2 separate regions of the Mus musculus genome follow, and region 2 is linked to region 1. The links are chromatin loops, found by intact Hi-C in ENCODE. Cell type or tissue: left cerebral cortex. All regions are shown on one strand. Links, peaks and the distances in the headings refer to the core of each region. The heading gives the core; the rest is flanking DNA. Region 1 holds the start of Gm33852 (a long non-coding RNA gene). Region 2 holds the start of LOC115488575 (a small nuclear RNA gene).

Region 1 (8,345 bases), core at 249-8,248:
ACATGACAAGCAAGAGCCTAAGTCAGGCCTTTGCAGCAGCTTTCATGTTACACTGCTGAGTGCTACTCTATCTGGATCTGAATGTGGTTCACTCTCTCCATTCCTTCGTCTCATGAGGACAGTTCTTCTTTATCCACATCACATAAAAATCACAGCCTGTCCCATCACTGCCTCCTCTCTCATTATGTCCTTCCATAGCAAATTACTGTCTGGCCACCTCCATTTGCACATCTGCAATCTTAGTCTGTCCATGAAAACCACCCTAAGGAATGGCAGCTCCTGAGACTCTTTCATTTCTGAAATCCTCCAAATTGACTATGCACCACCTCACTTACATTTGGTAGTGATGCTCACTTTCTGTTAAGTTTAAGCAACAGTGTTTTTAGCTGCTATATTTTTACTTTCCTTTTTGTTGTTTTGTTTCCTTGACAATAAATCTATATACTCCCTGTAGCAAGAATTGCTTTTTACTGGTTTTTTTGGTTGGTTGGTTTTTAAGCAGGGTCTCACTTTCTAGTAATGGTTAGCCTAAAATTGTCTCTGTTGACCAGGCTAGTCTTGAAGTCACAGAGAACTAGCAGCTTCTGCCTAGGATTAAAGATATACCAAACACATTTGGCCCAAAACAATAGTTCTTTTGTATAGTCTTTCATAATTCCAAATACAAATGTCTTTTGATTTCAATAAATAGCATAAGGGGTGAACAATAGTAGTAATTACCACTAGATGTATGATTAGTAAGTCCCAGGTCAAGGAGCCTGTGGATAGCATAATATCATCACCATGTGCAGATGAGATGCAGGTAGCCCACACATGTCCTGAAGCCTGTCTGGGATGGAGAATAAGAATCAAAGCCTTTTAAAGTTCACAGTTCACAATCTATTCCTCTATCACTGTCCCAAATTAATTATTTCCATTTGTTAAGCCTCTACTATGGGCCTGGGTATGCCTGGCACTTCACAGGATAGTTCACACTCAGCAAAACACAGTTGGCAAATAGTATCAGTTTTGCTTTATGAATGAGAAAACCATAGCTCAGGGGGCGGGGTGGTCTACCACCTGACTAAGGAAGGACTCTCCAGGAACGGAAGCCATGGATGCTCAACTCGGCTGCACAATTGCACTCACTGTGTATGTGCTGCCTGGCAGCTGAAAGATCTGTTTAAATACATGCTATGTATGCACTGAGGTCACTGAACTTTGTCAGAGTTCACAGAGTCCTTATTCTGTGAGGTTATAGTCACAAAAGCTGCTTCACCTGGAAGCAGCACCTCCCTTTTGCCTTCTTTCATGGACTGGTGTTAAACTTCAATATCAAGAGAAAAGAATTGATAGGTGACAACAAGGAAAGGGGTTTCCCCAATCCCTTTGGTTTTGGCAGGGTTTAGGTTATCTTAGCATGTCTTTTCTTCTCTCATTTGCCTATATTTCTGTGAAAGAAACCAAGATTATGAAAAAGATGGAGAAAGCTAAAGAGGTGACCATTCCTCTATGCCTTAATTACCTATAGATTTAAAAAAAATGGCAGCTGGACAGTAAAGCTCCCAGTGTGTCCCTGAGTAGTGTGACTAACCTTACAGAAGCTTTCTAAAGACTGATTTTTAAAAAAATCATTAGGCATTCACTTTTAAATGTCATAATAAACAATAATAATGTTTACATATGTATACATGTATGTTTAATCCTTGACACTGTCATGCATATACATGTATGAATATGATAAAATCCACTTCTCACTCTCACTCCAAATCCCACCAGTACTCCACAACATATTTCCCTCCCAGCTTCAAGTCCCCTTTTTATAATTTTTATTATTTATTTATGTTTTCTTGCTGTGTCCAGTCGTTGCTGCCCATATGTGCAAGGGCTTGGGATCCTCTATTGGGGCCACACTCCAAAAGAAAAGTAACCATCTTTACAGATGAGCACTCTCAGCCAATTATTTTCAGCACGTTGAATGATGATACATCTCTGCATTAACCACACCCACTGCCATAAGAGGTTTCTCTGATCAAGGATGATCAATCATAAATCAATGGGTATAAACATATATATTTATAAGGCAATATGATTATAAGACCACTTAGAAAAAACACCAATAGTTGCTCCCCTAGAGCCTTTAAATCCCCTAGCCATGGATTTGACAATCTTTAAAGTATATGAATTTCTGTCTATGGAACAGGTCTCAAATTAATTCAAATAAGTAGTTGGTTACTCCTATATGCAGTCTTGCCACTATTGCAGTGGATACATAATGACTGGCAGGTTAGTATTATAACATACAGGGTGCATACCTGGGTGGGACCATTTATGTCTTTTATCCTTTAGCAGCCAGCACAGCAGCCTCCAACCTTTGAATGTTAACAGTAAGGAGAGTTTTCCTGTCAGTTCAAGACTGGTTTCTTTGTGTGCCATAACAAAAGCATATGGTGTCTTCAGAAATAGGTGTTATCATCTAGTTATGGTGCACAATAACTAGAGCAATGGTAATACATAGCCTGACATGATCTGGGTGACTCTTGTGCATTTCTAACTCATAGGGAGTTAACATTTACCGAACACTGAGATTTTCATATAATGGACCATGTCTTCTGAAACCAGATTTCTTATTTGTTCATATATATATATATATATATATATGAACAAATATATATATGTGTGTGTGTGTGTGTGTGTGTATATATTTCAAACACCATATGTGTGTATATATATACACACATATACATATATATATAGAGAGAGAATTATATAGTGTATATATATATATAATATGCATAATATGCATATATATCTATTTCTTTAAATTGGCTTTCATCTAGTAAGTTTTCATAAGGCCTCTCCATAAAGTCTTTTGTTTTTGTTTTCTTTTTTTTTGGGGGGGGGGTGGGGTCGAGACAAGGTTTCTCTGTATAGCCCTGGCTGTCCTGGAACTTATGCTTTTGTGTGCCTGGGGCATCCAGGAACAAAATTCAAATTCTACACTTAATAATCCAAGAGTCCAGTCTTCAGAAGGAGAAGTCTTTGAAAATAGATAAAATAAACTAATAATAAACGAGGAGGATTTGCTGAGGAGAATGATGACTCCAGGGAGAATCGAGAGCCCGAGCCAAGCTCCCCAGCACAGTCCTGAATTGCATGGCTGTCAGTCAAGCCCTTGATTCCCCTGTGCAGTAGATCAGCAAAGCCAGCATCTCCATCTCCAGCATCTGTACTTACACCCTGCTGGGCTTTGCTTGTGCGGTTGCTTTGTTTGCTGTGTCTTTGGGTGGGTGAGTTTGCTCTGCTTTGCTTTATTTCAAAGAAAAACTTCAGTTCTGAACTTTGATCCTTATGCAGCCAATGCTTTGATAATATCAGAGGCCAAATATATCTTATCAGTGTAGACAAAGCCCTAAGGTTTCTAGCATGTTCTTCTGTCTGCTCCTTCCCACCACCACTCCGCCCAGCCTGCATGTTAAAGACCTGAACTGGAAGCCTAAGTCTTTCTGAGCTCTGCTGTCTTCTGAAGCTTGATCCCCACCTCCGGCACCAAGGAGTTTTGAAAAACGTCTTTAATTCAAGAAAATACTTTGTGCAATTTTAGTATCTGCATTATGACTTCTTGTGACCGATTTTCACAGAACCAAGTAGGGCTTCTCAAAATTACATCTGTAAACACAGGGACAGTGGGGGGTATGGAGGGGAAGGCTGAGGAAATGAGCCTATAATAAGTGGAGAAGGGAGGGGCAAGGAGGGAAGGAATAAAACCCGGGGTTTTCTGGGTGTTTTTGTTTCCTGCAGCTGGATGACGGTATATTTTTGTTGTTTACTTCTGCCATCTAGTGGTTACTATAGAGTAATGCCTAAATCAGAGTGGTCTAAATCGAACACCTTTTTCATTATTTTTATTTAAAAATTTTCAGACACGTACACATGTATTTTATCATGTTCAGCCCTCTCTTCCCTCTCTGATATTTCTTGGATCCTCCATTCATGCCATTCTTAACTAAAACCGCTTCTAATTCTATTTATGTATCGTTTTTAAAACTGATTAAATCCAACTGGTATTATCCAGTATTTATCTTTGCAACAAGTCCTGCGCCATTCTGTCTGTGACTGATCCATGTTTGTCATTGTCAACAGGAAGCCATATCTTGAAAACAAAGACGAATTTGGAGAAGTCATAGATTTCTCTCAGCCAGCATCATTCACTGGGTAAAGTATCTCTTATTTAAAATTCTACTGGGTCAACCAATTGTTTTTTCTAAATATTGAATATGCATTTTAACTGCTAATTGTATCCTCAAAGCAAAACAATTGAACAAAGCAATAAAATAGAACTATAGTTTCTGAGTATTTTAACTAAAAATCAAAAATACATGCACTGCCCTTTTTTAAAAGTTATATTATAACCTCACACATATTACATATAGTCATTTGTACCAATTTTTTAAGTTTCATTTTAAATAACTTATTTTAAAATTGAGAACAAATAAAATGGGAAATATTTTTAGAGAAGGTTACATTTGAGACATGGTTGACTAGGCAGTAAAGGACAATAGTACACAGGTAGAAGAATTTGTTGACTCAAAGATCTCCAGGCAGACCCAAAAAGTCCTGCTATGTAGCTCAGTCTTGCTATGAACTTGCAGTTTTCCTGCCTATAGTCCTCTGTGTTTGGGATTGCAGGCATGCACTGCAATGCCTATGTAATTTTGAAACCTTTCCATGGAGGTGAGGAGTGCAGTTTTGCAAGGAGGTATGTTACAGGGGCCATGTTATAGGGTGCCATGTTACAAGATGCTATGTTACAGGGTGAAGTGCTGTAGTCTGTTGTGTTTCAGGGTACAGAGGTGCAAGGAGATGTGCTGCAGTGTGATGTGTTGCAGGATGCTGTGTCACTGAGTGCTGCCTTTTAGAGTCCTGTCTGAAAGCATGCAGTGTGCAAGGTGTAGTGTGTTACAGGGTGTAGTGTTGTAGGGTGCTTTCTTGCAAAGGGTCATGTCATATGGTGCAATATTGTAGGTTACAGTGTTGCAAAATGCTGTCTTACAGAGTGCTGTCTTGCAGCATGCAATGTGCAGGGTACAGGGTTGCAGCATGTGGTGTTACAGCATGCAGTGTTACAGCAAGCAGTGTTGCAGTGTGCAGTTTTGCTGGGTGCCATGCAGCAGGGTGCAGTTTTACAGAGTGCTGCCTTGAAGGGTGCTGTGTTGCAGGGTGCATTGTTGGCAGGGTGCTGTGTTGCTGTTTCCTACTTACTGTGAATACCACAGTGCACTGCAGAAGTTGGTAAAGGATCAGGAACAAATCTAACTGTGGATAAGAATTGCACACCTACCTGCAGTGAGAGGTCTGCACTTTAAAATCAGAAATAATGCTTCTTTGTGTTAAAGGAGAAAAGAAAATACAAGGAAAGCTCTGTGTAAGAAGTAATAAGCTACACACATGGCTGGCTTTCTGGAAGAGAAATTTGCAATAGTAATAAAATAGACCCAGGTTTAGACATATGGATGACAAGCCCAAAGTTGAGAAGTGGCAAGCAAAAGCAGAAAAGTTCGGATATGTTTTGAAAAATAGAAAAGTAAGCAGACAAGCGTTGAGCTGGATCTTCAAAAATCCCAAGGAAACCTTTTTAATGTAACTCACACATATAGATATATCTGTATTTTCTAGTATAAAAGAAACAGTTATTGACTTCCTGGAGTCCCCAGATAGGTAAGATGGGAAAAGTAGGCTTGTGTAACAAGGTCCTCTGTTCATATTTTCACCACCAACCAGATTTCTCCAAGGACTGCTTCCCAGTTCTATGCTGGGCATCATGTCATTTGTCCTTTTCTGCCTTTCTTCCGTCTTGTTCCAACTCTCTGAGCTACCTGTGTTCAACCACTACTGCTCCCTCTATACTATTTGTTTTTCCCAAGGACCTTGCAGCCAGCAACTTTTCTACCTGCATACTATTACCCTTTGTTTCATCTCTTTTCAGTTAGCAGTATGAGAGTTACACTAGTCCAAGTTTAATGTGAACCTGAAATGAGAACATTATTCAAGCTCTGTGTTTTTAAACTTGTAGCAATGGAGAGAAGAAAATTTCTACTTATTGCCAGGAATTCCTCACTTAAGTTTCAATGAACCACAAGCACTTAAAACCTATGAACCTTCAGCTGATTGTCCTTTGGTCCAACAGGACCTGGCATATGTTGTTATGCTAGTCACCCTGTAACTGGATGACTTTTCCATGTCCTGGATCCCTGACTGCAGTACGACTGCAGGCAAATTTCGTTTTAAATGTCTTTACTAGTTTTGTTTTATTGGGCTCATCAATGACCATCATCCCTTGAACAGTAGTTATGGTCTTCTGCCATTTCCAAATCTAATGTCATACTTCTCACCCAACATTCTACTTTTGTTCCATCAAATATTTTTATAAAGATGATTATACAATTATTTTTGCATGTCTGTTTGTTTATTATCCATGTTCTTTTCCTAGAAGAAAACTAAGGCATAACATTATGTTCTCTGAAAGCATGTTTATTGCCAAAATTAATCAGAGCCACCCACCACCATCCCCAACAGGAAGCACATGAATAATTATCTGAAGGAAGTTTAATAAGGAATTATTGGTAGAATGACTATCACTTAGTCTCTGCCTAGTGAGGGATAGTACCAGGAAGTACTCTTTTCAATCTCAAACCTGAAGGTTGGGAAGAAAACACAACTAGAAACACGGGACCAGGGGACCTAAGTGAACAGGCCCCAGGTAACAAGAGCAGGGACCTGCAGTAGAGGTGTGCTAGCCTTTGGACACTTTGTGTGAAAATCATTGCTTCCACTTCTCTCTCTCTTCCATAAACAAAATTCCCTAACTGAGGCTGCCTGAGGCCAAACCCCCAAAGAAAGCAAACAGCTCCTCTAGATCAGCCTCCTGGCCACAGAGCATGGTGACAAGTAGATCTGCAAGAATGATGGGAACACATCCAGAAGGTGATCATACCCAGTACTGTGAGAGGGTCTGACCTGGAACAGATCCTAGCAATGCATGTGTCGTCTACAAATAGTATCTTGCCTGGGAATGCAAACATGAACAAATCGCCTGTTTAAAAGCTGGAGGCTAGACTCAGCCTCTGTTAAGAGCACTTATTGCTCTTATAGAGGACCCAGATTTTTCAGTACCACGCATGGTGGCTTACAAGCATCTGTAACTCCAGTTCCAGGTGATCTGGCACCCTCTTCTGGCCTTTTCTTTACACTGCATGCATGTATATACAGGTAAAACCAATTTGATTTCCCTGTAGACCAATTTTTACCCAGCAAGAGACTAAAGATAACTGCTCCCAGAATGGCACAAATGAGCAAGACTCACGGCTGTGAAGGACAAGTGTCTGGTTGTGCAGTGTATTAAAAACACAATTATAACCTTTCAGAGAGCTAAGACTAGGACTGAAATTGGAAGGGAGGGATTGTACACTAGAGGGCAGTATCGGCCGTTCATCTTTGTTTGAAAGCCTTTGTAGAAACGTTTGAGGAGCATCCTATACCCTGTCATTCAAGTCTCAGCATCTCACAGCACATAGCAAGGAATTCCTCACTTCCTCAGGCAAGTTCATTTGAGCCAAAACACGTGTTTTATTCAAGGTCATAAAGCTTTCAGGACTGGACACATATTCAGTTATGGAGAAATGAAAAAGAAGCCTGCAAGGAAAGGGGAATCCATTAAAAATGCATGCACTGAGCAGTGAGGATTGGGGCTAAGTTGATCATGATGCTTTGGAAGTGGCTATTCTGCTATGACAGCCTTCGACTTTCATGGAAGTCTTTGAACTATCTGAATTAGTGAGGTAAATAAAAATGAAATAAACACAGACGCCATGAAAAAGGGAATGTCAAAATCTATGTAATCCGTCTGAATAATTCAAAACCCAAGAAGATGACACCTAAATAATAATAAAAATGCCTTCAAAATGATCGCTTTCCTTCCTTCACCTAAATCATGACCTTGGAATTCAAAGTAAGATACAAAAATATGCATTTCCATGTGACAACAATCCTTATGAAATACTGAGAAGTAGGCTTTTATGACTCAAATATTAAATCTGTTCAGATAGTAGAGGTCTGAACTCTCAGGGGCAAACCATGAAACAAGAAAGTGATCTTTAACTCTTTGTATTCAATCATTCACACTAACCTGCAAACAATTTAATCTGTCTCCATAACATGGATCCTAACATTAGAATGCCACAGTGACGTTTGTTGTAGAACATAAGATATTCTTTGTTCCACCCTTTTTACTTCTCCACAGTTGTATCATTAGTGACGTTTGTTGTAGAACATAAGATATTCTTTGTTCCACCCTTCCTACTTCTCCA
Region 2 (8,345 bases), core at 261-8,260, 320 kb before region 1:
TGACCAAGGCCTCAACGAAGGCAATCAGGGTCTATACCAGGGTCTAAATCATGAGTGGCAACAACCCATTTATGGATACCATCATTCCTTATGGCTGCCACAACATTGCAAGAGGGGGATTTAAGACCCTCCCATATAAGCTGCTTGATATGCATGTCTCTGGTAGTCCAGTATCTCGACCAGCCTTGTCACAGCCTCAGTCATATAGGACAAGGAGTCCCTGAAGGACTCCCCAGAATGCTGGACAAGGTTGCGAAAGTAAGCAGAGGGATCTCAAGGGGTACAGGCCTTAAGGGTCTTAAAGGCAAGATCAGTCACTTGGTTAATGTAAGCATGCAGTCTGATAGTAGCCTCAGTGACAGGGTTAATTTGTGCCCCATGGCCAGTAAGCATGTCAAGAATAATGTTAAGATTATATTCCAGGTTAATCCTAGCTTGTTTCTCAGCCAAGTCATAATATGCAGAACTCCAGTTAAGGAACAGGGCAAAGTTGAACACTGCCTTAAGGAGATTATACCAATCATAGTAGGTCTGGAAGTGAATGGCCCATTGGTTCAGTACTTGTTCAAAACAGGGGGAATCTGGCCCAGAATCATTGACAGATTTTCTGATTAGTGCCAAGTGTTCCAGAGCAATGGTAATCCAGGGTCTAGTTGCTGCATCAGAGCCAAGATTGACAGAGAAAACCTCATGATACACCTGAGGATGAGGCTAGGGAGAGGCTATAAAGGATGGGCATCGCAGGATCAACCACCAGAAGTCAAAGTCCCCTAGATCATGCCACGGGTACCTCTGAAAGGAGTGGAGCAGGAGTGGAAGGACTTTTGAATGAGGGAACTGGGACAGCAGGGATAGAGGATGGCTTGGATCCTGATGGCAAGAGGGCTGGAGCAGAGGCATCCTCCTCCTTACTGCTGAGATCATCCTGTTCATTACCCTGATCCAGACAGTGCTTGTTATGGGCAGCCACCATTTCCTCCAGGGAAGAATTCTTAAGACTTCTTTTTTTTTTTTTTTTTTTTTTAGGATTTTTTTTAATTAGGTATTTTCCTCGTTTACATTTCCAATGCTATCCTAAAAGTCCCCCATACCCACCGCCCCAATCCCCTACCCACCCACTCTTCCTTTTTGGCCCTGGCATTCCCCTGTACTTGGGCATATAGAGTTTGCAAGTCCAAAAGGCCTCTCTTTCCACTGATGGCTGACTAGGCCATCTTTTGATACATATGCAGCTAAAGACAAGAGCTCCCGGGTACTGGTTAGTTCATATTGTTGTTCCACATATAGGGTTGCAGTTCCCTTTAGCTCCTTGGGTACTTTCTCTAGCTCCTCCACTGGGGGCCGTGTGACCCATCCAATAACTGACTGTGATTATCCACTTCTGTGTTTGCTAGGCCCCGGCATAGTCTCATAAGAGACAGCTATATCTGGGTCCTTACAGCACAATCTTGCTAGTGTATGCAATGGTGTCAGTGTTTGGAAGCTGATTATGGGATGGATCCCTGGATATGGCAATCACTAGATGGTCCATCCTTTCGTCACAGCTCCAAATTTTGTCTCTGTAACTCCTTCCATGGGTATTTTGTTCCCATTTCTAAGAAGGGGCAAAGTGTCCACACTTTGGTCTTCGTTCTTCTTGAGTTTCATGCGTTTAGCAAATTGTATCTTATATCTTGGGTATGCTAAGTTTCTGGGCTAATATCCACTTATCAGTGAGTACATATTGTGCGAGTTCCTTTGTGGTTGGGTTACCTCACTCAGGATGATGCCCTCCTGGTCCATCCATTTGCCTAGGAATTTCATAAATTCATTCTTTTTAATAGCTGAGTAGTACTCCATTGTGTAAATGTACCACATTTTCTGTATCCATTCCTCTGTTGAGGGGCATCTGGGTTCTTTCCAGCTTCTGGCTATTAGAAATAAGGCTTCGTTCTTAAGACTTCTGATGACTACAAGGAAGATATGGACAAAAGAGGAGTAATCCAAGACTATATATCACACTTGGGACTGAGGAAGAGACCAGGCATCCCAAGGTCAGTGTCCCACATATTCTCAGAGATATCCAGGGGTCAAAATAGCCTCCTCCCAAAATTGGTCCAGGTCAGAAGTTTTAACCTTGAAACCACATGTCACCAGAAGGGTTTTCAGTGCCTAATCTGGGGTTCTTTGATGATGGAGGGGAAGGAACCCATAACTACAAGTGCAAAGGAAACAAACATTGAATAGATATGAAAGATGAGGTGTCAAAAGTCCCATACTAAGCAGGGGACTCTTGGGCCCTAGGTTGTATGCCTTCATGGAGTCCTCAGGAGGGACAAGTGTTGGGGAGCAGATCCCCCTGGAAGACCAGCCACACTGTTAGGAACCTGGACTAATCCAAACCAAAAGTAAATGTGAGTAGCTCATAGAGAGGATCTGACAAAGACAAAGAAAACAGAAAAGATGTCTTTGCAACTACACTTGATCTTAGCCAAAAGGCCGAGAAGTGATGATGTCCTTGCAACTTACCCTTGAAGTGGAACCTGAAAGGGAAAGTCACCAGGACCAACAGACAAAAGAAAAAAAAAAAAAAAGAAGAAGAAGAAGAAGAAGAAGAAGAAGGAGGAGGAGGAGGAGGAGGAGGAGGAGGAGGAGGAGGAGGAGGAGGAGACAGAAAAGAGGTCTGCATGTTCACCTTTGCAGAACCCACAACATAAAACACTAAGGGGCCAACTCATTAAACAAATAACCGAAGGGGGCACAACAGCAGTGCCAGGAGGAGAAGAAGAGCAGATCAGGTCGAACTACAGGCACAGTCCTTGTGTCAACAGGCAAAAATGAACCCCCAGAAAAGGTTCACAAGCCACAAAATGAGGATAATATAGTATTTCATAGACCACATTGGGCACCAGATGCTGTTTTGAACTTCTGACCACAGCTTGGAATCAATAGCTCACACTCTGGAGCAGGGTAGAACATTTCTGCAAGCTTATTTGTTAAACCTCAGGGGCACCCTTTATACTGTCCACCTGCATCCCATTGGTCCCAAGTAAGCATGTCTTCCAAGAAGCAGTTCCTGATTGGCTGTGTTACCAATCTTTAAGCTCACAGCCAATCTTCAATTAGCTTTTCATGTGGAAGTTACCTCCACTGCTGTGCTGCCCGATTGTTTTATGTGGAGGCAGCCACTAGCGTTCCTTCTACAGTGTGTCCTGGATTTCCTATTTGTAACTTTTGCCTCTTAAAGAAACAGCTTTGACTCTGAGAATTGTAAAAGTCTGGCTATGAACAGCCTCCCATATTGAAGCTCACCGAGGTAAAACCTCAGCAAGACTCAGCAAATTCATCATCACCCTGAAGCTCCCCCACAGTTACCAACGAGCAGCCATTAGAAATCACACACTTGAGGAAAGCTTCTGTTGATGCCTAAATAAAGGCCTAGTGCAGTGGCTATGCATATGGAATAAAATATGCTGCTGCAGCAAAATCAGAACAAATTAGTCTAAAATACCACTTTAAGATAATTAAAGAGAAACATTTGTGGAAAATTTTAAATCACCATGGCAACTTTTAAAACCATATAAACATTAGAAAGTAAAGTTTACAATATGAATTTAATTTTTAGTTTTGAAAAGAGATGGAGAATTGTATAAAAGAGATAAAATTAAGTTAGTGCACCGTTTCACCAATAGTCAGAAATAGCACTTTCAAAATAAAACAACAGAGGAAGCTGGAACAAAGACGCAATCACTGGAACCATCAGTGGATCTTATTCCAACAAATAAGAACACAGGCTTCCACAGGGAAAGAACAAAAATGCCCAGTGTGATGGATGAGAACAAGCACACTAAGTCAAGTTCTCCTGAATTTTCAGAACAAATAGGAGCTCTCGGATTTCCCAGAAAGGAAAATTGCCTTTCACAAGACCCTGGTGAAGCTCCATACTTAATACAGTGACACCACGTGTTTATACAAAAGTACTCCATATTTAGAATGCTCTATGCAACCATGCTTGTATATACACTTGTTCTTTGCTCCATATAGTAGTAAGAATCCACCTTCATTTCTTTTAAGCCACATTAGAGCTAGCCAAATAATTATAGAAATAGGTTCGGCTTTCAGGGCTGACTTTTGTAGAGTTTTGATACCAAAACACACTAAAAAGGGACCGTTATTTCTTTTACAGATACCACCAAACCTAAAATCTACTGTGGTCAAAGGGTGTTTAGCCATTATGGAATATACAAAGTTAGTATCTTCCTTGTTTATGTATTTGAAATCGTGTAGTATATTTCATGGCTACATACAAAAGTACATTTAAAATTCTGGTTTGAAATTTATCAAACTAAGAAATAGTAAACCATGCACAGGAAATGAAATAGGCACTATGGGGTAAAGGTGAGTGTTCTTGAGGTGATGATAATGAAAGAAGCAGTGGTGTCCCAGAGAAGAGAGAAAGTCAAAGTTGGAGAAAGAAGAACTCGATATTTGATGTGCCTGTAATATTGACTTTAATAGGAAGACATTTTGAGTATAAATCAATTTCCAAAACATAAAAATCTATAGAATCAGAGAAATGGCTTCCAGTAAAACCAATGCCTGCTTTTGCAGAGGATCAGATTTCCAATGTTAGCTTCCTAGTGGAACTCAACAGTTCACACCCATGAATGTTCTCTGGCTTCTGGCAGCACACACTGTGTGTGCCATGAATGCACACAGACACACATATACCTGAATAAAAGTAAAATAATACCTTTAGGAAAAAAAAAGAGAAAATGAAGCAAATGAACAACATTACAGTTCCTAGAGTGAGGATAGAAGTGAGAACGACAGTTAAGTTATCCAAGAGCATCTCTCATACACAACAGACATCATCAGGAAGAAAGAAAGATGTCCCAGCCTAGAATACTCAAAGCCAAAACAGGCATGACCTGAAGGCAGATGTAACAATATACCTTCTTGGTAAATGTAATGGACTTCTTGAAAGGGAAATGGAGACAAGGAGTTACAGGGGAATTCTGATTTCTGCATCCAGCTTTATAGAATTCTATGTCAATTTAAATTATACACAGGCACATGTTTTATAAAAATAAAAAGGGATAGGTTTGAGGAAGTAATTACAACTCTTCACATTATTCATTTCATAAAATGAATCTATTCTATAAAGTCATCTAAACATTTTACAGACTAATGTCACAATTAATCTCCCATGGTAGCTTAAAAAATGTTCATATGATATTGGATTTGAGAATTCATTAATCATTCACTAGATGGGGCTAACACACTGCAGAGAGTGTATATCTAAAATAATTTATTTTCGTGAGCAATGCCACTTGTAAAAGGAAACACTTAGTTTTTATCACATAGAAATTTTCAAATAGGTAACATATTACTTAAACTGTTTTATAATATATACAGAAATTGTTCATGATAATCTAGAAAGGCAAAATACTTTATAATCTTCATTTTATAATATTTTCACTAAGTATTAAGTTGAATTCCCTATTGTATTAATAGGAAAAAAACCCTCTGGTGAAGTATAAAGGTACTTCCTAGAATAGGATATGTATGCAAACCGTACTGAAGACTCAAATGTCTCAAAAGGAAATCCATATGTACGCAATCTGTTGATATACAAACAAGCACATTAAATACTGTAGAGATATACAGATAAATCTAATTTATACCTTAATAAGACTGAACAAAATGAAGGTAAGTATTCAAGAAACATAATAGCATACAAAGGAGTAGTGAGAGGTTGCCCATAAGTTCGGTATCATAGTAGACTCCTTGCTTACAAAGCACCCATAAAGAAGTGCACTTTAGTTGCTATGAAGATTTAGTGAACTAATAGAAGAATATTCATGAGAGAATACATTGATTACAGAATTTTTAAATGGCTGTGTGTGCATGTATGTTTTCATGTGGATGTATGTTCATGCACACTTTTTATGAGCATGTGTCTCTGGCTTAGTTACTTTTCTTTTTTCTAAAAAATAGAACCATACCATCACTTGAAAAAAGAAACAAGCATTGAATTGAGGGTTTCTTCCTAGTTTCAGAGGCAGAGTCATTGACAATCATTTGCAGGCAGAATGGTAGCAAGTAGGTATGGTACTGGGGTACTATTTTATCTTATTCCCCAGGTGAAAACAGAGAAGGGATGAGGATACAGTGGCCTGGATTGGACATTTGAAACCTCAACGTCCAAACCCAGTGACACAACTCCTCCAAAAAGAGCACAAACCTAATCTTTCCCAAACAATTCCACTAACAAGGGACAAAGCTTTTAAATATATGAACCTGCAGGGGCCATTCTCATTCCAAACACCATAATCTGTCAGAGGACATCTTGCAGAGGTTGGCTTTTCCATCCTGCTATATAGACAGTACATGCTTTTACCTCTGTTATGTAGGTTCTGGAACAGTGCATGCCTTTTCCTCCTGACCCATTCTACCAGTACTGGAAAACAAGACATTTGTAATTGTTGTTGCGATGATATAATTTTACTTTGAGTGTTGTCAATCTCCATGTTTTGAAGAAACGATAAGATCAAAATTTGCACTTACATAACCTAAAAGAGATTTCTGAATCTTTCCAACACAGAAGGAATGGATGATGGTAATGATGAAGAGAAAATCAACAATAAATTTATAAAGATTAAAGGGGAATGTTGAATAAGCAGTGTTGAGTGTGACAATGTTGCTCTCCTGTGCTCAGAAATCCGGGAGATGGCGAGGCTAATTTTTAACTATTTATGTTCCAGAAATTTCTTGACAGTTAATGATTTCAATTTATCAGGCTATAGTCTACATAAAATGAAATAAAGACATTCAAAATGTTCAATCTGATGTGTTTTGAATTCTATTTCCATTTTGTCAAATTATAAAATGAACATTTGTCAAAAATTTTGCTTAATTCACAAAGTAATATGTGAGATAATCATAACCTGGAAAAATGTTATACTTAAAAACTACACACATGCACAGTCACATACATACTCATACACAAACACTATAATACACAGACACAAACACACTCACACACAAATACCACACATACATAGACACAAACAAATGCCACAATACACACACACAAACACACATACACACATACACACACACCATGCACACACATACCATACATACACACAAACACCACACAGACACATACACTCACACATACCCCACATATACATAGACACACAAAACACAGACACAAGACACACACACACAAAAAAATTTGCTACTAAGTGCAAAACTGGTAAATATTTACAGAAACACATTCAATGACTTTCCACTTGACAAACATACAGTTCCATAAATTAGATTTGTTTTACTGTTAGTTTAATAGCAATTTGCAGAGTTGAAATAAAGTTCAAAGAAAATGGGAAAACACAAGCCCCATATAATCGAATAACTCAGTATGACATCCTGTAAACAGTGCAGTTTTTCATGAAACACACTTAACGATCTTTGGACCACTTTAAAATATTTCAGTTCTCATTGTCACCAACAATAGACATTTAGAAGATTTCTATTCTCTAAAACATTTTGCATCCTTCTTATATGTGATTCATGAAAAATGGAAACAAATAAGTCACAGCTCAGTTTATGATCATTAGTATTTCCAAATGATGATGCATGGAGGGAAACCCCAATTGGAACTTGGCTTGTGTTAAGTGCAACAGAACTTGGCACAAAGGAAGTGAAGTAGACCAGATCTAAATAGATAGAATAAAGTAAATAAAGGAAAAATCCACCATAAAAACTGAACATCAGTTCACTAATGTGAGATCAGTTTGCTCTTCAAAAATCAGTGTGAACTGTCACATAAATTTGTGGGGCATTGGGCTATGCACAGACAGGCTGATCTCCAGTCAAGCTGAGGTCTGAACCCCGGAGTGGTGATAATTCACCTACATAGTGTAGGCATTCCCTCATGTCTCCTGAAACTCTGGCTCCTGTCGAAGTTACTGCCTGCACAGCCCCCACAGGAGAAGTGTGGCTAGTAGTCACATAGACAATGTCCCAAGCTTCTGACCTTCAGACTATACTCCTCCCTAGTTACCTAGCAAGAGTAAAGATAACAGCCCACAATAAGAGGGGCTGCTTAGTCCCACCTCACTCTCTTACTCCCCTTACTCTCCTCTAACCTCGCTCTCTTGTTCTCCTCTCACTCTCTTCTCTCCCTCTCTTGTTTCCCCCTTCTCTCCTCTTGGCCATGGCCAGTCTCTCTCTCTCTCTCTCTCTCTCTCTCTCTCTCTCTCTCTCTCTCTCTCTCTCTCCCTCCCTCTCTCCCTCCCTCCCTCCTTTACCTTTTCTTTTTCTCTCTGCCTTTCTACAATAAAGCTCTAAAACCATAG

Evidence for each region. Peaks named below come from ENCODE experiments on the same cell type or tissue, not always from the same donor. Only the 100,000 strongest peaks of a DNase experiment are listed, where the experiment ranks them.
Region 2: it touches region 1 in a loop (8-fold over the local background); 12 of 42 quality-filtered maps call a loop at or near these places.

What each region holds. Positions count from the first base shown.
Region 1 is chr15:44,831,867-44,840,211 of GRCm38, reverse strand. Gm33852 (a long non-coding RNA gene) reads left to right here and starts at 3,078. Exons shown (of 3, transcript XR_875330.2): 1 at 3,078-3,269; 2 at 4,123-4,194. In left cerebral cortex, for the core only: CTCF peaks have their summits at 3,827 (motif pointing left) and 7,236 (motif pointing left); DNase peaks (open chromatin) are centred at 3,667, 7,241 and 7,417; H3K4me3 peaks cover 576 bases; H3K27ac peaks cover 792 bases.
Region 2 is chr15:45,152,379-45,160,723 of GRCm38, reverse strand. LOC115488575 (a small nuclear RNA gene) reads right to left here and starts at 2,490; the gene lies at 2,295-2,490. In left cerebral cortex, for the core only: a CTCF peak has its summit at 5,250; DNase peaks (open chromatin) are centred at 3,314 and 5,254.